Linked DNA regions of Homo sapiens: all the other regions are linked to region 4. A link is a loop called in an ENCODE intact Hi-C map of the cell type or tissue named here. Cell type or tissue: sigmoid colon. All regions are shown on one strand. Region 1 has its middle 5.7 kb from the start of LINC01489. Region 2 overlaps LOC105369673 (a long non-coding RNA gene). Region 3 overlaps PTPRO (protein tyrosine phosphatase receptor type O). Region 4 has its middle 2.2 kb from the start of ART4. Region 5 overlaps PTPRO (protein tyrosine phosphatase receptor type O). Region 6 overlaps RERG (RAS like estrogen regulated growth inhibitor).

Evidence for each region. Hi-C counts contacts between places; a loop is a spot of excess contacts. Peaks named below come from ENCODE experiments on the same cell type or tissue, not always from the same donor. Only the 100,000 strongest peaks of a DNase experiment are listed, where the experiment ranks them.
Region 1: a loop joins it to region 4, with 8 times the contacts of the local background. A loop is called at or near these places in 108 of 110 quality-filtered maps.
Region 2: it touches region 4 in a loop (8-fold over the local background); 45 of 110 quality-filtered maps call a loop at or near these places.
Region 3: a loop joins it to region 4, with 2.7 times the contacts of the local background. A loop is called at or near these places in 2 of 110 quality-filtered maps.
Region 5: a loop joins it to region 4, with 3 times the contacts of the local background. A loop is called at or near these places in 11 of 110 quality-filtered maps.
Region 6: a loop joins it to region 4, with 2.4 times the contacts of the local background. A loop is called at or near these places in 20 of 110 quality-filtered maps.

Annotation. Positions count from the first base shown.
Region 1 is chr12:14,994,148-14,998,147 of GRCh38, forward strand. No RefSeq gene overlaps it. Among named protein-coding and RNA genes, the nearest start is that of LINC01489, 5.7 kb to the right of the region's middle. In sigmoid colon, a CTCF peak has its summit at 1,886 (motif pointing left); no DNase peak of the experiment used is centred here; H3K27ac peaks cover 237 bases.
Region 2 is chr12:15,267,275-15,271,274 of GRCh38, forward strand. It overlaps LOC105369673 (a long non-coding RNA gene), which reads right to left. Exons shown (of 3, transcript XR_007063224.1): 3 at 1,665-1,868. Among named protein-coding and RNA genes, the nearest start is that of RERG, 48 kb to the left of the region's middle. In sigmoid colon, CTCF peaks have their summits at 1,883 (motif pointing left) and 2,083; a DNase peak (open chromatin) is centred at 1,817.
Region 3 is chr12:15,588,845-15,592,844 of GRCh38, forward strand. It overlaps PTPRO (protein tyrosine phosphatase receptor type O), which reads left to right. Exons shown (of 27, transcript NM_030667.3): 25 at 611-746. Among named protein-coding and RNA genes, the nearest start is that of EPS8, 200 kb to the right of the region's middle. RefSeq lists enhancers at 1,376-1,425, 1,706-1,765. In sigmoid colon, a CTCF peak has its summit at 1,665 (motif pointing right); DNase peaks (open chromatin) are centred at 1,467 and 1,697; H3K4me3 peaks cover 762 bases; H3K27ac peaks cover 330 bases.
Region 4 is chr12:14,843,677-14,847,676 of GRCh38, forward strand. No RefSeq gene overlaps it. Among named protein-coding and RNA genes, the nearest start is that of ART4, 2.2 kb to the left of the region's middle. In sigmoid colon, CTCF peaks have their summits at 1,752 (motif pointing right) and 1,961; a DNase peak (open chromatin) is centred at 1,815.
Region 5 is chr12:15,521,251-15,525,250 of GRCh38, forward strand. It overlaps PTPRO (protein tyrosine phosphatase receptor type O), which reads left to right. Exons shown (of 27, transcript NM_030667.3): 11 at 3,564-3,715. Among named protein-coding and RNA genes, the nearest start is that of PTPRO, 200 kb to the left of the region's middle. In sigmoid colon, a CTCF peak has its summit at 1,528 (motif pointing left); no DNase peak of the experiment used is centred here.
Region 6 is chr12:15,143,442-15,147,441 of GRCh38, forward strand. The region is part of intron 2 of RERG (RAS like estrogen regulated growth inhibitor); the gene reads right to left. Among named protein-coding and RNA genes, the nearest start is that of RERG-AS1, 6.5 kb to the right of the region's middle. In sigmoid colon, no CTCF peak of the experiment used is centred here; no DNase peak of the experiment used is centred here; H3K27ac peaks cover 368 bases.

The DNA.
Region 1 (4,000 bases), 150 kb after region 4:
TATATATCCCCTTTTGTATAGCCTGTTGGTTCTGTCTCTCTAGAGAACCCTGAATAATACAGATTTTGGTACCAGGAGTGGTTCTTGATAAACAGAATTTTAAGGATAAATTTTCTTAACTGGTTTTAGGGTTTTTGAAATGGGCTGTCTAATCTGATTAGATATAAAAATGCTAAAGACTCTGCTTCTAACAGTACAGAGAGCACAGATAGTCCATGGCATGAACTGTTGTACAGAAAATAAATATATTTGATACTCCTAATTCACCACATACATGAAGCAAGACACTTGGTAACCCTGTGACTGATACTTTCAAACATTTGTGAAAAACCAAGGAATATAATAATGCTAGTTGGTTGTTCCTAACACCACTGGACAAAGTGATGAAAGAAAATGGGAGGAAAGTGGAAGAGGGGTGAGGGAGAAAAAATTACTGAGTGGGTACAATGTACATTATTCAGATGACAGTTACTCTAAAAGTCCAGACTTCACCATTTGGCAATTTATCCATATAACAAAACTACACTCGTACCCCTTAAATTTATACCAAAAAAAGAGAGAAGAAAGTGATGAGCCCATGGATTTGAATTCTTGGCTCTAGGTGCTCATAAACAGCCTAAGAGCTTCTAAGTGTGCCCCGAAGAAGAACCTTCTCTCCTGTAAACACAGGAAATTGTTGAAATTGCTGAAAATCAAACAAGCCTTCATCATGCAATGGTCTGATGTACAATAAACACAAACTCTCAGCCTCTCAGGTGTCGACTATTAAAGTGAGGACATTGATTGGGAAAGACTGTTTTTGTTTTTTTTTTTAAGTTGGGATGGAGATGTGTGGGAGAACCCTGATGAGGCTGGAGACATCGGGCTCCTAAATTCTGATGAACCCTCATCCCTAGTGGCAGTAGCACCCCCATCTCAAGCCCCACCCCCAGTGATATTGGCCTTTCCACCTGTGTCTGAGGGGATTAACCCTTCATTGTCTGAATAAACAGTAATGGCCTCCCCTGAGGGAGCTTCCAAGCAAGACAAGGCTGATTCTCCTCAGGACCCACCTTCACCTCCTCTCTTTGCTTCTAGCCGCATAACCAGACTCAAGTCCCAGCAGACCCCTAAAGGTGAGATAGAAAGTGTGATCCACGAGGAGGTATGCTACACTCCAAAAGAAAGACTTGAGTTTTCTAATTTACACAAGCAGAAATCCAGGGAACACGTGTGGAATGGATATTATGGGTGTGGGATAATGGTAGAAAGAACATAAAGTTGGATCTAGCTGAATTTATTGACTTGGGCCCACTAAGCAGAGATTCTGCATTTAATGTTGCAGCTTGGGGAGTTAGGAAAGGCGCTAACAATCTGTTTGGTTGGTTGGTTGAAACACGGATAAAAAGGTGGCCCACTGTGAGGGAGCTGGAGATGCTCTTCCTTGGTTTACCATAGAGGAAGGGATTCAAAGGCTTAGGGAGATGGGAAGGCTGGAGTGGATTTGTCACTTAAAACCTGCTCACCCCAACTGGGAGGGTCCATAAGATATAGCTTTCACCAATACTTTGGATGGAGGTCCAAACCCCAGAAATAAGGTTTTGTGACTGTTATTTTGAAAGTGTGCAAAAATCTTGGTTGCTGTGACTTGTGGCAAGGCAATTCATATGCTATAGGAGAGGCTTAGCTACTGCTTAAAGGTTGGAGGTGAGGAAGTAAGCCTGGTTTCTTGAGTGTTGCTTATGGCTTTACTCAAATTTTCCTGAAAATATTTCTCTTAGTTCTTTATGCTGTGTAATAATTTCTACCAGCAAGACTAGGAGAATTAAAAAAAAAAAAAAAACAACAAAATGGATTCTTCTTAGAACTGGGCTTAGACTGCCATCTTGTGGATATTTAGCTTCATATTCTAGTGCTGACAAAAACAGGTAAAAGTAAGTGTACACATTGTTTTTTAAATTGACAAGCAGAAATTGTACATATTTTTGGTGTACAATGTGATGTTTTGATATATGTGTACATTGTGGAACAGCCAAATCAAGTAACTTAATTATACATTACCTCACATACTTATTTTTTGTGGTGAAGACTGAAAATCTACTCTGAAAGCAATTTTCAAACATACAATATATTGTTATTAATTGAAGTCATCGTGATTTACCATAGATCTCTTAAACTGATTTATCATGTCCACCTGAAATTTTGTGTCCTTTGACCAACATCTCCCCAATTCTTCCCATCCCCTGGTTTTCAGAAAACATCATTTTATTCTCTGTTTTCATGCGTTCAGTTTTTTCGCACTTCATGTATAGGTGAGGTGAGATCATGTAGTATTTGTCCTCCCGTGCCTGGCTTACTTCACTTAACATAATGTCCTTTAAGTTCATCCATGTGGTTGCAAATGATAGGATTTCCTTCTTTTTTAAGGCTGCATAGTATTCCATTATGTATATATAGCATATTTTCTTCACCCATTCATCCATTGATGGTTGCTTAGGTTGATTCTATATCTTGGCTATTGTGAATAATGCTGCAATGAGCATGGGAGTGCAGATACTTCTTTGACATACTGATTTCATATCCTTTGATATATACCCAGAAGTGGAATTGCTGAATCATATGGTGTTCTCTTTGTAACTTTTTGTGAAACCGCCATATTGTTTTCCACATGGTTGTGATAATTTACATTCTCCCCAAGAGGTGCACGTATATTCTTAAAAAATATTAAAACTAGAAAAGACTTTATATTATTCACCATATGCCCTGATTTTATAAAAGAAAAAAACACTTGAGGCTGAGAGGATAAAATGACTGGTCACCCATGAAATAAAATGAGTTGGTCAATTTGATGGGCCATTGTGATACATCAGCTATGCTTTCCTTTTGAGCTCAGTAATGGAGTAAGAAGGGGTAAGACATAGATTGGACAGACATAAGATTTGGAGTGAGAATAGGATGAGACTCAGAAATGGGATGAGGGATGGTTCTTAGTAATTATTTTATAACAAAATTAGTGTTTCAAAGGCAGTGTAAAAATACTTTCTTAATAAAACTAAAGAAGAGCTTATAAACAGCAAAAGTCTCCATTATACCTTTACTATTCTCTCCACCTCCTGAGGGCAACTCTGTTTCTATTTTTAACCCTCTCATAGTTACCACTATAAATTTAAATAATAGGCTTATGCCTTTATTTAAACAATATTTATATCTTAATATAAAAGATGAGATATTAACTTATTCCCTGGCTACTTTCCCTATATATTCTCATTTCCTAAATTTGATACTTATTTATTTTTACTTTTAGATCTCCTATGGGTTATAATTTTAGCTGATTTTTCTTCTTCCATTATCCTGAATCTTTGCTTATTTAGGATGAGTGCCTTTACCCCTAACCCTTCTTTCTAACTTTCCTCATTCTAAACCTCTATACTCCCCATTCTGTCAATCACTTTTCTTCCACCTTCTCCAGGTTATTGGTACTAACATTCTGTACACTAGCCATACATAAACCTCCCATGGTTTTCCTATAGTTAGATTCTATAATAAAAGCAAAACTAATCAATAGCAGTTACATTGTTATGATGTATGCATTCTTTTTTTTTTTTAAATAAAGCAGGACCCTTCTCTATTCATTCAATATCTGCACTTTCGGGCTACTCAGTGGAACATCTTTTCAATACCAAGATCAAATGAAATATTTTTCCTTACACCTCATCAATTATATAAAGTCTTGTCAAATTTGTTGTTTTATTCCTTCCTGATTTTTTTGATTCTTTTAAAAATCTTTTACCAAAAGAATAATATGCCTTTATCATATTTTCAAGTTTTTCAACTTTTACAATTATTTGGTCTATTGCACCAAATCCCCCAACTGTTCTTGGGGAGACATCCCTATTAGAGCCTCTGTCTCACTGGCCTACTCTGGATTGTTTTTTTCCAAGCTTGTAGAATAGCAATGTCATCCTAGACACGCTCTTTTCTGGATCGTATTTGTGTTTTTCTTTCTGGAATTGTTTATAAT
Region 2 (4,000 bases), 420 kb after region 4:
TTCTAGTACATGGTACTTTTTCAATAAATAGCAGCTATCATTAAAGCTCACAAAATCAAGTCATTCCCTAAGGTCACTAGCTATGCCAATTGATTCTTCTTGGGGCAATTGATTCTTCTTTTACGTAATAAGTGGATTAGACAAAATGACTCTTTAATATTCTATAACTACATAAGACAAAAGTTGTCCCTATAAACCAGCATCTCATACAAGTGGAGTTGCAGAGAAAGAAAATAATACTTGAGTTCTAGTCCTAACTCCACCACTGCCCACCAGGTCAACAGAGAAACCACAGATCCCTTCTGTGTAGAATTACAGGGTTGAGTGAATATGATCTCTGATAGTCTCTGATGCTGTTGGTACCAGACAAAAATGTCTGATACTTTTGGTCATGGTGGGCAGACAACATGTGAAAGCAGAAGTGAGTTCAAAGCTGGAAGAGTTCACCATATTTCAGGATCAACTGCTGAGACTTGGATGTCTGGCACCATTTTGATCAAAGGCTCAAACCTGTGCCTCTTGACTCTGGTGTCCAGTGCTGGGAAGTCTATTTGAGACACAGTTTTGCTTCCCTTGCTCTAGGATAAAAGGGAAGTTATAGGCTTGTATTAATTAAACGTCCGTAAAGTGTGGATGAGTGAGGCACATATACAATGAAAGTAAAAAGGGATGTAACCAACCTAAGGAAGGAGTTCTAAATTCCATCACCACACACTAGGCCTATATGAAGAGATAACACAATAATTATAGAAAAGGGATTATAAGCACCAGGACCTGAAAATCACCCCCCTCCTTTTTTTTTTTTTAATGGAGATAGAGTCTTGCTATGTCACCCAGGCTGGAGTGCAGTGGCATGATCTCGGCTCACCGCAATCTCCGCCTCCTGGGTTCAAGCAATTCTCCTACCTCAGCCTCCCGAGTAGCTGGGATTACAGGTGCCACACCCTGCTAATTTTTTGGGTTTTTTTTGTATTTTAGTATCACCATGTTGCCCAGGCTGGGCTCGAACTCCTGAGCTCAGGCAATCCGCCCGCCTCGGCCTCCCAAAGTGCTGGGAAAATCCCCTTTGAATGTCAGGGACAGGTTACCTAGGAGAAAGGCACAGCATTGCAAACATAAAATTAAGCAGTTAATTTCAGAGGAAAAGACTGAGTTTTAGAAAGCCCCTGTTCACTGGAAACAAAAAATGTGACCATACAAAAGAGCCTATAGCATCATTTCCAGTTTAGTCTAGTTAGTAGGGAGGGAATCATGATGTGTTGTGTGTGTGGTCTGGGCCTCAAGCCATTGGGAAATGCTTAGAAGAATTTGATCTACTATGTTTGTAAGTCTGATTTACTTGATTTACAATTTCTACAATTTCAGTACTTAGCAAGATGTTGTTAGATCTGTATTTGAGTGTTTAAAATAAAATCTGTATATATCTTAGTCAATTAAACATTTGAGATAATACAGATGTATTAAAGTTGTCATTGTAGTTTAACATATCCAAGGCAATTTTATTAAATACATAAAATGGTGTTGTTTGAAAAAGAATTTGATCTCACATATCAAATTCAGAAAAGCATTTTTTCAAAGTTACTAAATGTAAAAATAAAATAAGATTTATAATTCAAACTTAAAGTCTTGAAAATTTTTAATTTAAAAATTGTACCTTTAATCAAAGGAATATTGATTAAAATCCAAGTTTGGGATAGAATTCCTGTTCCTGAACAAAATCCCCACTGATATTATTCCTTTCAGCATTTGTCTTCCTGTAGTCTGGCTACCCCAGGCAAAGTGCAGCAGGAGGCAGAAGAATCCCATCATAAGTAGGTAGGCACAAATCTTTCACGTGTTTCTGCCCATGCCTGCATCTGTAGTGCCACCTAGTGTCAGAGAGGGATAATAACATTTTTAGAAGTCAAGGGTGGAGCATGAAACCCATTTCAATTCTCAATTTTTTCTTAAATTCTGAATGTGTGAAACTTTCCAAAATCGTGGTGTCTAAGCCTTTTTTCTCTCTGCTGTCTCATGGCATTTTGTGTTTTCTTGTTTATATTCCCATAGCACATTCTATTCATATCATTGAGTATATTTCTTAGCTTTGGGTTTAGTAAAACCTCTGCCTTCATGCAGCTTGTGCACTAGTAAGATTTCCACTTCTGTCATACTATTTATCACAGCTGGTTCATATCAGCATCATTTATATATGTCCACCTCTTTTATTGCCTGGGAGCTGTTTTCTCAATAGTGCCTCATTACTAAAGAGGGCCTTGCCTTGTGTTCAATGAATACATATGGAATTAAATAGATGAGCAAAAAAGAATATTGAGCATAATGTACAAATAAATTGATTTTATAGATTTAATGTTCCTTTCATCTTTGTGTATTTGGTCAACAATTATTTTCTTCATCTGTTTTATGCTGGAAGTCACACTGTTGTATACTTTCTAGCTAGAATAAGAGATAGGATAATGGAATTTCTCTTCTTTTGCATGAGAATGATTAGACGCTTATAAAAGAAAACGGTCAAGTCTACGATTTTTACAAAATAACATCATTTAGTCATCTTTTCTACTGTATTCTATTTCCTAATTTATCAAATGTTATGTGTCATGTGAGAAAATTTATTCAAGTACTACATACACAAACATCATCTTCCACAAACATGTCCTACTGTTAAATAAACATATCATTAATGAATCACAATGTTCAACTCATTAAAAGAAATTATAATTTTTTTAAAAGATAATTAATACTGGATGAGTTGAGGTAGAAATAATAGGTAATAATAATAGTAGTAGAATAATAGAAATAATAATGAATAAAAAATAATAGAAATATTTTATTTGATCCCAGGATACCTGATATCAAATGTACCATTTTAAGGAATCTTATATACTAGTCTTTTAAAAATGTAAACAATATTAACTAGATTCACAATAAAGAAGCTGATCTGCATAATTTTCATGTATTTGAAGCTCATGCAAATACAGAATGTAAAAACACCTATGATGTTTTGTTTCCTCATTCTAACCCCTAGAATGTGTGAATATGCTATATCACATAGCAAAGTCAGGCTAAGGTTGCTGATAAAATTATAGTTGCTAATCAGCTGACCTTAAAATAGAAAGTTTAGCCTGGCTTATTGAGGTGGGCCCAATGTAATCATGAGGATCTTTAAAAGTGGAAGAGAGAATCAGGAGAGAGCACCAGAGGTGGTAGCATGAGAAGAAGCTCAGCCTGACTTTGCTGGCTTTGCAGATGGAGAAAGAGGGCCAGGAGTGAAGAGGGCAGCCTCTAAAAACTGGAAAAGGCCAGAAAACAGATTCTTCCTAATAATTCTCAGAAAGAAACACTGCCCTGAGGGCACTTTGATTTTAGCCCAATATGTTAGTCCGTTATTGCACTGCTATAAAGAAATGCCTGAGACTAGGTAATTTATGAAAACAAGAGGTTTAAGTGGCTCATGTTTCTGCAGGCTGTACAGGAAGCGTAACAGCATCTGCTCCACTTCTGGGGAGGTCTCAGGAAACTAACAATGATGGTGGAAGGCGAAGGGGAAGCAGGCATGTCTCACATGGCTAGAGCAGGAGGAAGAGAGTTGCAGGGAGGTTCATGGAGGGGATGGTACCAACCCATTCATGAGAAACTGCCCCCATGATCCAATCACCTCCCACCAGGCTCCACCTCCAACACTGGAGATTGCAATCGAACATGAGATATTGATGAGGACACAGATCCAAACCATATCACCCAGTGAGACCCATGTCAAACTCCTAATCTAGAGAACTGCAAGTTAATACATCTGTGTTGTTTCTTTGCCACTAGATGTGTGGTAATGCGTTGTGGCAGTGATAGGAAATTAATTCATTCCTACACCCTTCTACTAAAGAATGATAGAAACTGTTGAAATTGCATTCCATTAGCTGTCAATATTGTTTATATTAAGTATTTAAATTAGGCTGCAAAAGTCAGGCAAGGAATAAACAATCCAGTCTTTTGATAGCAATACCAG
Region 3 (4,000 bases), 750 kb after region 4:
CCTACTTTTCTGCAGAAGCAGAGACCCCGATAAAGGGTGTGGCCAATGCAGTGCAAATGTCTCTCAGGAACGTAGCCATGATAGTCAGAAATGTGACATTAGAAGGAACACCAACCACAACTCCATACTTAAAAATCAGTTAAGTGGAAAATATTGTCAGGAGCTTAGTCTGCGTTTTTCCACAAGGGTACTATTTGTAGTTTTTTAGAAATCATCAGTTTTATTTCAACAGTAAAGTAGCACCATCTGGGCTGGCCGAGGTGGCTCACGCCTCTAATCCCAGCACTTCAGGAGGCCGAGGTGGGAAGATCACCTGAGGTCAGAAGTTCAAGACCAGCCTGGCCAACATGGCAAAACTCCATCTCTACTAAAAATACAAAAATTAGCCAGGAATGGTGGCACATACCTGTAATCCCAGCTACTCAGGAGGGTGAGGCAGGAGAATCACTTGAAGCCGAGAGGCAGAGGTTGCAGTGAGCCGAGATCATGCCATTGCACTCCAGCCTGGGCAACAGAGCAAGACTCCATCTCAAAGAAAAAAAAAAAAAGAGGGGGGAGAAAAAAAAGAAGCACCATCTGAATAATATGCCATCGGAACATTCTTTTGCAGTGCTGGCGTGGGACGGACAGGAACATTCATTGCCCTGGACAGGCTCTTGCAGCACATTCGGGATCATGAGTTTGTTGACATCTTAGGGCTGGTGTCAGAAATGAGGTCATACCGGATGTCTATGGTACAGACAGAGGTAGGAACATAATCTATATGTATTTTTAAATTTTCCCTGGACTGAAAAACTTACCATTATTCAATGATATGCTTCAAAACAATTCTCTCAAACTTCTTTGTATCTTTCTTTCCCATTTTCTTATTGTATATGTTCAAACTGCTTTGAGGCATAAAAGAAATAGACACTAGCCTCCAGAAATCCATTCGACATATAGTGATTATACTTTTATTGGCATCATAATTCAGAGTGCATGGGTAGATTCGTAAGAGTAAAACCTCTTTGAACAGACTCAGAGTCAATTGCAGATAACAGCCATCCTGGGTAAATGCCACCAAATAGAGACTGTTGAACTGGTGAAATTTGATTTATATTTGAAATGTTGGATTTGATTCAATACATTTGTCATTAGTTTATCCTCCGTGTGACTCTATCCCAATTCACTTTTGATGATGATTAGAAGTTGGATTTGAGCTTTCTGTCCCTTTTATGATTTTAAAGATTCCCAGTCCCCAACCTACCAGCATTGCCAGTTCCCTTCATCTCAATGATGAAGATTTATTATTTTAACAACATGGAAGCATCCCCTGAAATATCCAACAGTGTTACGTGCTCCGTCTTCCTCCTCTTCTCCCGAGTCCTCCCTCCCTGAAAGCCTGAGGATGCACTTAGTCTGGAGCGACAACCCAAGGCAACGCCGGCAGACAGCACCGCCTGCCTCAGAGCAGCCGTGGGTGTGTACCCTTGTGGGCGCAAAAACCCAAGTACAACAGCTTGTTCATAAGCCTCATCACCCAGCCATACTCGCGACTTCTTAGCTTCGGTCTTACAATAATCCTTTTTCTCAAAGAGTATGTGTGGGTGGAGCGCTTGGGTAGAACACAACCTGGCCCGACCTGTAATCAGGGTATTTTTAAAATGCTTTGGTCTTCCTCATGCTTTTCCTACCCAGCACCACTAGATGTCAGTATCACTTCAAAAGCCTAGAGTAATGGCGGCCGTCTCAGCTGTTTCTGCTTTCCCACTCCTTTTACTTTTCTTTCCTCCTACCTCCCCATTCTTGTCTGACCAATTTTTGGCAAGGCTGTTTCAATACATTCATTTCTGAACTACAGCAGGATCATACCACTTGGGAAAGAGTTATCCTCGTTAATATTCAGACCTCTCATTGATAATTAGGAAGCAAGTCCAATTGGTTTCCTCACTTGGTTTCAATCATGCTGCCTAGTAATTTAGTGTGGTGGGGACATCAGTATCACTTTTTAATCATAAGTTTAAAATGTCTGGTTTCCCAGAGGAGTCCACTGTCTGGTGAGTAAACAGTGCTTTATTAATCGGTCCATATTTTTGGCTTTTACTTCCATAAATTTGCACCTTGATATGTGATTAAAAATCCACGTTATGTATATGAATCACCAAGCTTCAAAGAGCCACACCTTATTTTAAGTATTTTGCATTTAATGAATTGTCTCCTCAATTTACTTAATTCATACCTTTTACAACTTCATAGATTTTGGGGCCTGGCGTAGTGGCTCACAGCTGTAATCCCAGCACTTTAGGAGGCTGAGGCGTGCGGATCACCTGAGGTCAGAAGTTGGAGACCAGCCTGGCCAACATGGTGAAACCCCGTTTCTACTAAAAATATTAAAAAATTAGCCTGGCCTGGTGATGGGCACCTGTAATCCCAGCTACTCGGGAGGCTGAGGCAAGAGAGTTGCTTGAACCCAGGAGACGGAGGTTGCAATGAGCTGACATGGTGCCACTGCACTCCAGCCTGGGCGACAGAGTGAGACTCCATCTCAAAAAAAACAAAAAAAACTTAGTAGATTTTAATTATGGCCTGTTTGCTTTTGACTTTTCTCCAACTACAGATTCTTAATCTCTTTCACATGACACATCCTCCATCCCATTTTTAGGGTCATTATCTTTCTTTGGGTGGTTATCAAGCAGCCACCATGTCGCTTTCTGCAAAGCCAAGAAAACGTTTTGTTTTCTCCCTAAATGTTTTACCCTAAATTTTGGTTGTTTTATTTGTTTATGCCAGCATTTTATGTTGATATCTCCGCGGACACAGCCTTTTTAAAGTACAGTATCCCCATCCTGGCCAACATAGTGAAACCCCTTCTCTACTAAAAATACAAAAATTAGCTGGGCGTGGTGGCACACGCCTGTAGTCCCAGCTACTCGGGAGGCTGAGGCAGGAGAATCGCTGGAACCTGGGAGGCAGAGCTTGCAGTGAGCCAAGATCGTGCCACTGCACCCCAGTCTGGTGACAGAGCAAGACTCCGTCTCAAAAAAAAAACCCCATAAAATAATTAATTAAAATTAATTATGAAATAATTAAATAAAAAATAAAGTGCAGTATCCCTTCCCTGAACTCTCATGGGGAGTTCAAAGTCAGCAAAGGGGGCAGAGGTTCCCCGGGTTACTTACTTTTTCCAACTTTTCTAGCTTGACCCTTGATTCCCGCAGGACTTCCTGGTGGATGTTTTCCAGTTCCAGTTATTTATCTGTGTCTTTTTTTTTAACTTATGTCTAGAACATCTTCTTCATTTACCTTTATTTTTTCCTTGTTCCTCTGCTTACCATGGTTCATCCCGTATTTTGAATACAGATTGATCTGCCTAAGATTCTCCTTAAGCCCATTCACATTCAAATTCTGCTGCCAGGTCACAAAAGTTAACAAGGAAAGAACAAAGTAAAAAAAGGTTATTCTTTTCACATGTATCATCCTAGAGTACTCCTTTGACGCTAATGATTTTCAAGAGAATGAAATGGTTCTCCACTTGAGCTCTGTTTTTATGTATATAATCAACCCACATAGACCATATTTCCTCCCATCACTGGTATCTAATTTTCCAGCCTTCTCTACATTGCCTTGACCCCACCATTCCACCTCACCCAAAAAATTGCAGAAGTAGCTGATAGGATGAGCCATGTCTCCAGGTGCAACATGCTGCCTGGACTGCACTGTGACCTGCCCTCTTCCTCTTCCTCACCTGACCAGACACACTTCATAGACTTCTTCACGCAAGTAGAGGCGTATTTAGAAAGAATGCCAGACCCTGAGGGGAGCCTGAATCTCCACTTTACTGCTGCACAAGTCATGTCACCTCTCAAGGCTCCCATTTCTCTTCTGTAAAATATGAATGATAACTTTCACTAATTTTTGTAAAGCAGACATGATGGGAAATAATATAACCTAGATAAGTGATTTGAAACTGTGAAGTGCTACTTATGAATGATGTTCTCCTCTCTTCTATTTTTATCGAATA
Region 4 (4,000 bases):
AGAGTTATTGTCAAAAAGAAGGCTCTTTGTACTGCTTTTCCCTGGCACCTTTGAAACTCTCCAATCCAGAGATTGTACCTCTGGGTTCAAAGCTCTTCCCCCATTTTCTCTTCTGAAGACAGGCCCTCTGTCCGCACAGTTCCAGTCTCCAGTGAATCCTAATGACGACTGTCAGGAGACTGCTTATGTAGAGCTGACATAAGTTAAAATAGGGTCCACTGTGCAAACTTAATCCAGCACAGTTCTATTAAGCACTCTCTTTTAGGTAGGTACTACCCTTTCTAGTCTAAACATCCTTCTTCTCCTCCCAACCCTTGATATAATTATATTTTCTTGCAAATATTTTGTATTTATACTTCTGGATTCATTATTTAAGAAACTAAAAGTTAGCAATCCTTGATAATTGTTTTTCTTGCAAATATTTACTTCTGGATTCAATTTTTAACTTTTAAGGTAAACTAAGTGCTGTTCTTAAGTATTCTAGAATTTTTTGGCACCCTGAATTTTTTTAATCTAAATTTTCTGATGATCACAGCAGTTCTGTCTCATTAACAAATATTCAGAATATTTAGAAAGCACAAAGGAGAAAAAAATGACACATAACCCGTCACTTGGAGACAGCCACTAATTAGGTCTGGATTTTGATTTATACACCCTTAGACATACACACACACAGGTTTCTAGAACTGAAATAATATAGTATGCAGTTTTGCATACTGTTTATTCCCCTTAATATTTTAATGTAAGCATGTCCCTATATAATTTAATACCTATTGAAACATTTTTTAAACAAAGGTTCACTATATTCCATTACATAGGTGCTGCCACACAATGGGACAGCATGGGTGGATCCATGGACAGTCTCAGAAGAAGATTGATAAGTGACTAGAACATGGACTCTTGAATAAGACATCTCAGTTCAATTCCTGGTGCTCCTTCTTCCTAAATGTGTGATCTTGGACAAGCTACTTAACCTCTCTGTCTCTCTGTTTCCTCATGTGTTGAATGGAGATAATAATAGTACCAACTTCATTTTAGTGTTGATACATTCATACTCCTTAGAATAGCATCTGGCACCTAGAAATTTTCCAACAAATAAAACCAATTATTATTATTTGCACCAAAGTTTATTTAATAAATATCTTATATTTAGCTTGTTTTCAACTACATAAATTTTTGTGTGTTTCTCACAATTTTTAAGATGCAGTTCTAGAGATGTGACTACTGATCCATGGAATGCATATTTTTCAGATTTAATGGCAACCACTAGCAGTGTGTGAAAATATCCCTTTAAGACTTTAACAATTCTTAAGGTTCCTTATTAGCAACTGTTACTTTGGAATATTGAGATGTCATGAAGAGAACTAGACTTAGAATATGAAAATTTGAATTATAGTTTGAGTTCTACCCACAATGCTGGCTGAGGTAACTTTAAAAAATAAGTAATTTGTGCTTAGCCTCAGTTTCCTTAACCTTATAGAAAGTTGTCAGGCTTAAATAAGGTGAAACTTTTCTTTTATTGAGCAAGTACTGTACTTCAAGACCTTTTTGCATGTTATCTCAACCCATGGGACGACCATGAAGAGATATTTTAACCTTTCCTTTATAAATGTGGTTGTTGAGGCCCTGTGAAGTTTAATAACTTTTTAGTAATCACAGGTGCTTTTCTGTCTCCTGAAGCCCACGATCTTAAAACACTCTAAAAGAGTGTGTCATTTTATTATTATCTTCTATAAAGGTTTTGCTATTTTTCCTATCGTGACTGCCACTTCCAGGATAAGACCACTGGAGGGCAGCAGAAAACTTTGTAACATTTTATACCACTCAGTCTAAAAGAGGGAGAACAGAAAAGGGAATGGGGCAGGGAGCAGGAAGGGGGATAGAAAGAGAGAGAGAGAGGGAGAAAGATAGAGGGAGAGAGGGAGAGAGAGTGAGGGGGAGAGCAAAAGAGAAGGGGAGCGAGAGAGTGGGGAGGGGAGGGGAGAGAGAGAAGGTAGGGAGAGAGAGAGAAGGTGGGGAGAGAGAGAGAAAGAGAGAGACAGAGAGAGAGAACCATCAGTGAAAACAACTGGGGTAGGGAAAAGCTCAAGTTCTGGTGTATATGTGAACATATTTGAATTAAAATGAAAAGTTAAGTTTTCTGATTGTTTGGAGTCAATAAAAAGTCATCTTTTGCCTTAAGGGCTATCTTATTAAGATTCTCATGTAATAATTTAATATTAGTTAATTTAGAGTTTGGGGTGCATTCAGTTATCATTTAATGATACCCAGTTCTTCAAAATGCAGCCTATTTGTGCTGTCTTGATGGGTTGGGATATAAGTTTTGAAGTAGCACAGACCTTGTGTTGGAATTTTACTTCCATCACTTCCTACCTTTGTGAGTTGGAACAAATTACACTAATTCTCAGTTGCATTTTCTTCATATGTAAAAGTAGACATGGTAACACCAGTCTTGCAGGGTTCTGTTGACAATGAAATGAAAGACCAACAACTCATAGGGTGTCCAACACAGTGAAAGTTAACTTTATTTTTTTTTTTAAGCAGCTGTTTAAGAAGAGGTTTCGCTAATTTTCCAGATCTATTTTCTGGAATAAATTCTAGATATTCTAGACTATTCTAAACCTTCTTTCAGAGAATGGGTTGCAGTACTCACTAGAGGGCCTTTCCCAGGGAGGAAACTTATCTTCTGTTACCGTCCTTGAGGTTTGGCAATGACCTTTAGTAGTTCCTGTTTGGATCTTGTTGAACTCCTTCAGATCTGTGTCTAAATTTAATAGGAGTGTTTTATTGCCAGAAGTACTTGTTAGTCACAGGAAAGTTGTTTGATAGTGACCCCATAATTTGGTAGGCAGAATGGGTTTGAGTTATCTACGTTTTAACTTATCAGTTCCTTCTTAACTCTTAACACTCTTACAGAAGTGAGCAAAGCTCCCTCAGTTATTTCACATTTTTATAACTTTTTATTTAGATAACATTTCATGCTTACACAAAAGGTGCAAGAGTAGAAGGAATTTCGATACACTCTCCAAATTAATCAGTTGTTAATATTTTACCCCAATTGCTCTATCATTCTCTCTTTTTTTAAACAACTTGAGAATAAATTGCAAATATCATGCTCTTTTACCCTTAAATACCTCAGCATTTATTTCATAAAACAGGGACATTCTCTTATATAACCACAGTTAATTACAAATATCATTTATATAATATCGTTATCTAATCCATAGTTCATAGTCAAATTTATTAACTGTTCCTATAATGTCCTTTATGTCTCGTCCCAGGATCACAATTTGCACTTAGTTGTCAAGTCTCTGTAGTCTCTTTAAGCTGCAATACTTCCTCAGTGTTTATTGTGCCTTTTGACCTTGGCAGGTTTGAGAAGCATTGGCCAGTTATTTTGTGGAATGTCTGTCAACTGGGGCTTGCACATTATTTCCTGGTAATTAGATTCAGATTATGCAGTTCTGGCAGGGAAATCACAGGGAGAAGTTTTACCATTCTCAGGAGACATTTGCATCTATTGTTTCAATACCTTTTGCAATAATAGTTATTAAAGCAATTGCTTTATTATAGTATCTGGTTGCTTGGTTATATGTTGATCATCAGATTATGTTATTTACCCTTTCTTTTTCTCACCTTTTTCTTTAAAAGCATAGGATCTTAGTGTCAGGAAAGAGCTTTGTTTTCCTTATCGTCATCCCCAACACTCCTCTGTGAATTTCCTCAACATTGTTGACAGAGCAACTTCTGCTGCATGTGCTCTCACAACGGCTAACATTCTGTAAGTGTTTGTTGAATGAATGAGTGAATGAATAAATGCTTCCAAATTTCAGTAGCTTGGGTACCATCCCCAAGAAGGCCATTTATTCTGGGAGAGATAGAGCAGAATTCCTAGTGGTGCATAGGAGGTTCTGAGGCCCAGGCTCACAGAAAAGACATTTGCCCAAGGACTATGCCTGAGTCTATCCAAATCCTGGGGACACAATGGGCAGCAGAAGAT
Region 5 (4,000 bases), 680 kb after region 4:
CAATCATCTGTGAATTCTTACACAATTAACTTACATAAGCATGTCTCTTTTCTTTACTAGCCAATATCCAGAGCACTTTTTGTTCCAGATGTTAATAGTAATATTAGAGCAGAAAACTGAAAGAATACCCAAAAAGGAGAAAATAGCAGTTACTTGGCAAGCGCTGTTAGTCTTTTGCCTATAATGATAATCACATATTTAATTATAAGTAAACTTCACTGTATCAATAATTCTTATAATTTAACTATATTGATGTAAACTTTCTGAGAATGCTCTTTCCTTCTCACCAGGACAGTTGTCTGGAAAAAGCTCAGATGTAACATCTCAACCTGGGACTGCTCAATTCCAGCTGTCAAACTTTGAATTATCTTAACGATTCTGGGCTTCTATTTTCTCACCGGTAGAACCCCCTAAAATGTCAGCTAAATAGGCACTAAAGCCTACTTAGAGACAACTGATTAGTAGAGCAAAACTTAATATATTGAACACCACCCTGACAGTCTTTGCACTGTCTTTTAAGGGGGAACAAAAGAAATGAAATATTAATAGGATTTGGCTTCCTGGCTCAAGTGGTTTAAGGTATGCCTTTCAAGATGGAAAACTGACTAGGATTGGGCATAGTTTATAACAGTTTAAATGGACATAGCAAGTGTGGATCAATAAACTATGGTTAATAGACAAGCTACTTACCTGGTAAGCAGTCTGTTGTCACCAATGTATTGATGTTGATGATTTTCTATCTTTTCCTGGGTCAAATAAATAAGTGATGCTGAACCAGCAGTCTACAGGTATTGTCTCAGCATATTGACAGAGATGGTCTCAATTTTCACATCTATAAAATGGGTATAATAATAATAAATACATAATAATAAATACCTCACAGTATGTGTGAGAATTAAATCATGTAATGTAAGTCACTATTATAATAGATTATTGTCTTTTTTATACTTATTTTCTAAACATATTGAAAATTCTAGTAGGTTTTATTTTAACCTTCTTTTTTTTTTTTTTACTTTTACTTTAAGTTCTGGGATACATGTACAGAACATGCAGTTTGTTACATAGGTATACATGTGCCATGGTGGTTTGCTGCACCTATCAACCTGTCATCTAGGTTTTAAGCCCCGCATACATTAGGTATTTGTCCTAATGCTCTCCCTCCCCTTGCCCCCACCCCCCGACAGTTCTCATGTGATGCTAATACTTATAACAAACATTCATAACTAGGTATGCTTTCAAAAATAATCATTCACTGAAGAATTTGTAATATATAAAGTAAAAACGCGTGTGTGTGTGATTTTTTTTACCTTCTTATTTAAAGCAAATAAGAATCTCATGCTTAACTTTCCTATGCTTTGAATTTTCCAAATTGTGTGGTGTAAAAGAAAATAGGAACAAAATATTTGAATTAGGTGTGATTTATTAGGAACTCAAGTCTACCATCTTTGTTAGGCAATTCAGTTGGCTAGCCCTCAATCATAGTAATTATGCGGAGGGGCCAAAGTATTAATAAACAAATAGTGACATCTTGTGGCCTTCCAGCAATATGCTAGGTTTTAAAGCAACAACATGGAAATAAAAATCTGACATGTGAGAGGAAAGATATATACTTCTGGGTTTGCAATTTTAAAGATGTTTCTTTTCCTCACTAAAATTAGGACATGAGAAAATACCCTTTGAAGAAATATATGCATAGGTTCTTGTATATGACGAAATATGTTGGAATATATTAGGAGGCTATAAGGAAGCCAAGGTTATTTTCCTTTAGTAGAATATTCTGAAATATGATGTAGATTTGTGTTACTTGTTAGATGCATTGATGATCTTTCAAGATTTTATTGCTAAGCATACTATATAAGTGCTACTCGTATTTCACATGAAACAAATGCATTTTTACTTCATATATTACAAATTCTTCAGTGAATAATTTTGAAAGCATAGCTAGTTATGAATGTTTGTTGTAAGTATTAGCATCACATTAGGGGAAATGATTCTTTATAGAAAATTTCCATAGATTTTAGTTGACATTGTGCTGTATCTCAGAATGGAACACCGACTGTCTTCAAACCAACATACACCTGGAATTTAAATTCAATTGTGTATTTGTTTTTTAAAATAATCAGAGTTAGCAGTTACTTTAAAAAGGTAATTAAAATGTTTTCAGAGCCTATATAGTATAAAGCTTGTGATGAATTCTCTTCCCTCGTTGGCAAATTTTTTATTTTATTTATTTACGTTTTTTGGCTGGGCGTGGAAGCTCACGCCTGAAATCCCAGCACTTTGGGAAGCCACGATGGGTGGATTGCTTGAGCCCAGGAGTTCAAGACAAGTCTAGGCAATATAGAAAGACCCTGTCTCTACAAAAAATATAAAAATTAGCTGGATATGAAGGCCTGTACCTGTAGTCCTAGCTACTTGGTAGACTGAGGCAGGAGGGATGATTGAGCCTGGGAGGTCGAGGCTGCAGTAAGCTGAGATTGCGCCACTGCACTCCAGCTTGCGTGACAGATTGAGATCCTGCCTCAAAAGTAAAAATAAAATAAAATAAAAGTAATTTTTTTTTTTGAGGCAGGGTCTCACTCTGTCACCCAGGCTGGAATGCAGTGGCAGGCTCATGCCTCACTGCAGCCTGGATCTCCTGGGCTCAAATAGTCCTCCCACCTCAGCCTCCCTAGTAGGTGGGACAACAGGGTGTGCCACCATGCCCAGCTGAATCTTCTAATTTTTTTGTAGAGATGGGGTTTTGCTATGTTGCACAGGCTGGTCTTGAACTGGACTCAAGCGATCCACCCACCTCAGCTTCCCGAAATGCAGGGATTACAGGCATTCCCTGCTTAAATTTTTAAAAATTTAAATGCATAAGATGATAAAGTAGCAAGCTCAGTGTTAGAATTTAGCTTCGTGGCTAAAAAAAAAAAAAAAAAAAACTTGTTCTTCCCTTCTTTCTCTCTCTCACTACTCACTCAGCAACATTTATTAAGAGCCTGTTTTCTGCAAAGCACTGGGCTAGACACTGTCAAAAATAATGTCTTGTTATTTTATGCAAATAACATTTGTCTTCTATCCTGCTTGTAGTACTATGATCTTCTATCTTCCTACCCTTGTATCCTACTGTTCTTTATTCCCATAAACACCTTTGCTGCAAGTAAATGAAAGAGACTTAGTTTGCAGGACTCTAAGTTTTTTAATCCTACTTGGCTAATAACTCCACTGATACCTATTAATATTAATTGGTTGATGTAACAAAAATATACCCAAACAAGTGAACTTTTTAGGAATTTTGTAATGGTGACATTTATCCAAAAGACTTTGATATCCTCAGGTACAGATGGGTCTGGGGGTCTTGTATCTTAGATATACAAGATGTGGGATCCCATTAAACAAGTGCCCATCCTGTATCACCATCCTTCACTGTTATTGAGAGGTCCTGAAGTTACCGGGACTATCGTGTGCTGTGAATTCTAATTCGCTAAGTTGACTCTATATGGGATTTCATGCTCTGCTGGTAAGTACTTTATTTATCCATCTATTATACTAAATTGTGCCTCGTTTCTCCCTTGTAGCCCCAGTGGCTCCGGAAATCACTTCTGTGGAATATTTCAACAGTCTGTTATATATCAGTTGGACATATGGGGATGATACAACGGACTTGTCCCATTCTAGAATGCTTCACTGGATGGTGGTTGCAGAAGGAAAAAAGAAAATTAAAAAGAGTGTATGTTTCTTTGAATGCCAGCATTGTGTGTCTGTAAATTTAGTTTTATGAACTATTGAAAACCACTAAGCAATCATTTATTGACACGTCAAATGTTTGCATACCAGTTGTCTGTTTTAGGCTCTGGAGATAAGACAGTGAACAAAAATTGAATTCTTCCTTTCATAGAGCTTACCGTTTAATCTTTAACAGTGAGATGTAAGAGCTCCAACTATTGATTTCATTTATATTTAGAATTATGATTTGAGCTTTTTCTTCAGGATGCCAAACATTTTCAAGAAAACT
Region 6 (4,000 bases), 300 kb after region 4:
TTTCTGTGAGTTTTAGAGTTCAAGACAACTGCTCATAGATTTAAGCCATTGTATTCATTCATGAAACAAATATTAACTAATACCTACTATGTGCATGGCAATGAGCTGGTTGTTGAGTAACTACTGGCCCTGAGTTCATTCATTTTGTTCAATATTGATTGAGCAGCTACAATGTGGCAGGCTCCTGTAGGTCCTAGAGATGTAAACAGATGAAATCTCTTCCCTCAAGCTTCATGGTCCTTAGATTTTAGTACAGGCAAACAGATACTAAAACAAAAACCAAATAAATAAATAGTATGTTATATGGTGGTAAGTGCTATGAAGAAAAGTAAAGCAGGGAGAAGAAAGAGGAGTTGGAGGGATTTGATTGGTATCTTATTTTAAGGAAGGTGACCAAAGAAGGTTTCACTAACAAGATGTCATCTAGGCAAAGACCCAAAGCAGGTGACGAAGTGAGCCATCCATGTATCTGGGGACAGAATGTTCCAGGCAGAAGAAAGGGCAAGTGTAGAGGTTCTGAGGCAGGCATGCACTTGGCCTGTTTAAGGAACAGGAGGCCACCAGTGTGGCTGGAATGGAGAGCACAAAGTAGGGCAAGTGGAAGAAGAAGAGGTGAGTGAGGAGGTGAAGAAGGGTGTGGAGTATGAGAGGAAAAGAGGAGTGAAGGATGACTCCAAGGTTTGTGGGCCAAGAAATTGGAAGAATGAAGTTCCATTTCCTGAGATAAAGAAAGACTGCAGGAAAAGCAGGTTGGAGGGTAGGGATTGAAAGCCAGTTTTGTGCAAGATAACTTGGTAATATCTTTTAAACATGCAATGGAGATGCTCAGTGACCATGGAGTGCAAGAGTCTGGTGTTGAGGGCAGAAATTCAGGAAAGAGATACAAATTTGCAAATTTGTCAGTATAAAGATGCTATTTAAAGCCACAAGATTGGATGAGGTCACTTGAAGGCAGCATAGCTATAGGAGTACCCTGAACTCTGAGGCACTTTAAACAGTTGGGCTGATGAGGTAAAAATGAGGGACGGTAATTGGAAAGTTGAAGTAGGAGGAAAACCAGGAAAGTTTAGAATTCTGGAAACTGTGCAAAGAAGGTTTTTCATGGAAAAGGGATTGATCACTTGTTTCAAATGTTGCAAATAAACACGATGAGAACTGGGAACTGGATTTGGCAGTGTGAAATTGGTGGCCGAGTGGTGTGGATGACAGCGTGAATGGAGTGGGCTTAAGAGAATAGGGAGGGGTGGCAATGCAGAGAGTCAATCTAGGCTTTCAAGCTATTATCAAATGGTTCTGAATCACATACAATTCATGGAGACAGGCCCATTATGAACATTTATCAGTCATCATTTGGTCTGAAGATAACACTGTGAATCACACAAATCTAATGATATATCCAGCTACTATTTAGTAGTGTACCAAATATGGTTTACATGCACAATGCTGTGAGAAACAGAACTAGAACAAAATGACAGAAGGTTGTGAAATGAGTGGGAGCAATAATGTGGAGAAGCATTTACTTAAGTCTTTTTTAACAGAAAAATTTTCTTTTCTTTTTTCCATTCCTTCTCTTTCTATTAGACCTTGATCTCCACTCCCCACAGGGAAGGTAAACCAGAGCACAGATGCAAAGAGAAATCACAGATAGCCATTCCTACGTTTTAACAGACCAATGTCTTGGCATTAACAATTGGAGTCTAACAAGAACCCTCTGCTCCCCCAGTTCCCAAACAACCCCATTCTCAGAGGCCTGAGATAAACACTCTTTCTGGACTAGGAAGAGAGGACAGTTAGAAAAGCAAGGGAGATAAATTTTGGTGTGGACTTATACCCCCTCCCTCTTAGGCTGAGCCAGTGACCTGGAATTAAAGAAGAAGAGAGAGACAGAGCAATCCCTGGTTAGCTGTGAAGAAGTTGGAACAAGGGGAACTTCTCCTTCACAGCCTGTCAGGGCCATGAGAGATCTCACCAAATCCCCTTTGATTAAGGAGGAACAATAAGGACCACTCATGGGATGGCCAGGCAGATGGATCTCAAACAGGGTGGCAGAGCCACTCTGCAAATGGGGCCCGGGGTGTGTCCGATGCTAGCTCCCTGGCTCTGAGAGTGTCGCAGGTGTGCCATCAGTCACGGGACCTGTGCACGTGCTGCAATCTGACAAGGGGATTTCAACAGCAGGTGTGCTCAGGTGCCTCAGTGGATGGCAGCACAGAGGGGCAGCTGTGCCTGACCAAATGATGAAGACTTCCAGTGCTAGGCGTAAGCCCTTGTATCTTAGATTTCACACCAGGGAGTAAAGAAGCAACAGCAGAACCCCACGGTGGCTGAATTGGCCGTAAACCCACTAACAAAAATCTGAAGTTTTAGGCTGAATTCACGTAAAATGGACTATTTCAACTTTCATATCAGAACACAGAATAAAAATTAAGATAGAAATTAGTTCATTTTAAGAAAAAGTACAGTTACAGTTGCTTTCCATGCCTACGGTGGTTGATTGAGAAATTTGCACCAGACACATGAACCCATAATTGCATAGATAATGTGTTTACAAGCCCTTTGGGAGAAATGTGTGGTACAGGGAAAAGCAAAACACTATGCTTGGAAAGATAAAACTAGATTTCTCCTAGCTCTGTTATTCTCTTTAGAATCTCAAGAAAAGTAGTAACGCTTTTTGAGTCTTAACACTTGATAAAATGAAATGCCTTACAAGACTGTTGTGATTATCAAATGCCATAATACACAAAAGTGATAAATAAACTTTAAATGTTTCAAAATAAAAAATGAAGGAACTGAAACCAAGTGCTACAATATGCCAGGCTCCTTATCTTATGGTAAACATGATATGTATTTTACATTTAATGTAATAATTTATAGTAATACTGTATTATGTTATTTTATATTATATTCCTGGCTGGTCTGGGATAGCCATATTTTACAGACATCATCCCAGCATAATTTTTAATAATGCCCTTTTCACTCTCAAAACTTCTGATTTGCATGATAAATTACATAGTCACTCTATACATTCTTTCCATACAATGTCCTTGCAAAATAAGGTCGGTATTTTATTCCCTTTTCACAGATGAGGAAACTGAGGTTTACATGGCTTGAGTAGCTAACCTATGCTCTCACAGCTAGTCATGCTGCCCTATTGGAAATCAAATCTGGGACTGTCAATTTGAAAGGTCAGGCTATTCAATTTACTGTACTATAGTGTAAGGTGCAATATGACTCTTTGCATTTGCATTAGAACCAAAGCATGTAAAGTGAATCACTCTCTCCCAGGCACAGAGCATGGGACCCATCTAAACTGACAACTGTGAGTTAAGCGCAGAATGAAAGCTAGTCTTTGAATTCCTGAGCAGGCAGCTTCCCAAGTCCTGTTTACTTTCAGCGATTTGGCCTTTGCATTGGATTGGAGAGCAGTACAAACGCATGCAGATTAGCCTTAAGCACATCAACTTGGAAATATTACATTAACAATCCCTCTCTTTGGTTTCATTTTTATTTAGGTTTTATTCAAATATTCTTAAAAGGAAAGCCTACATCTCCTTCAAAAACGCCTTCTCTTTGACATTCTAAAGCTTTTGATTGTGTCCAGCTTCTAAATCTAATTCAGTGAAGCCAAAAAAAAAAAAAAAAATTTAAGGCTATGTTTATTTCAGTTAAGCCTGGAGTAAAGGTTCATGCCAGATCTCATTTTAACAAAATGAATTCACCAACCCCTAGTAAACATTGGATGAAACTGATAATTATACTGGTGACCAGAAAGACTCCTTGGCCTTGGTTTGCAGAATTATATGACCTTACATTAATATTAGAAATCTAAATGATTAAAATCCAGGTTTGCAAATGAACATCATTTCTGTTGTAAAATTTGCTTTCAGCAAAAAAACATTTTGTAACATTCTTTCACTAAAACAGTCTTTACAAGCCAAATGAGATGGGTATTTGGGGGAAAAATTTTTACTTAATTCAGTACAAAACAATCTGAATAAAG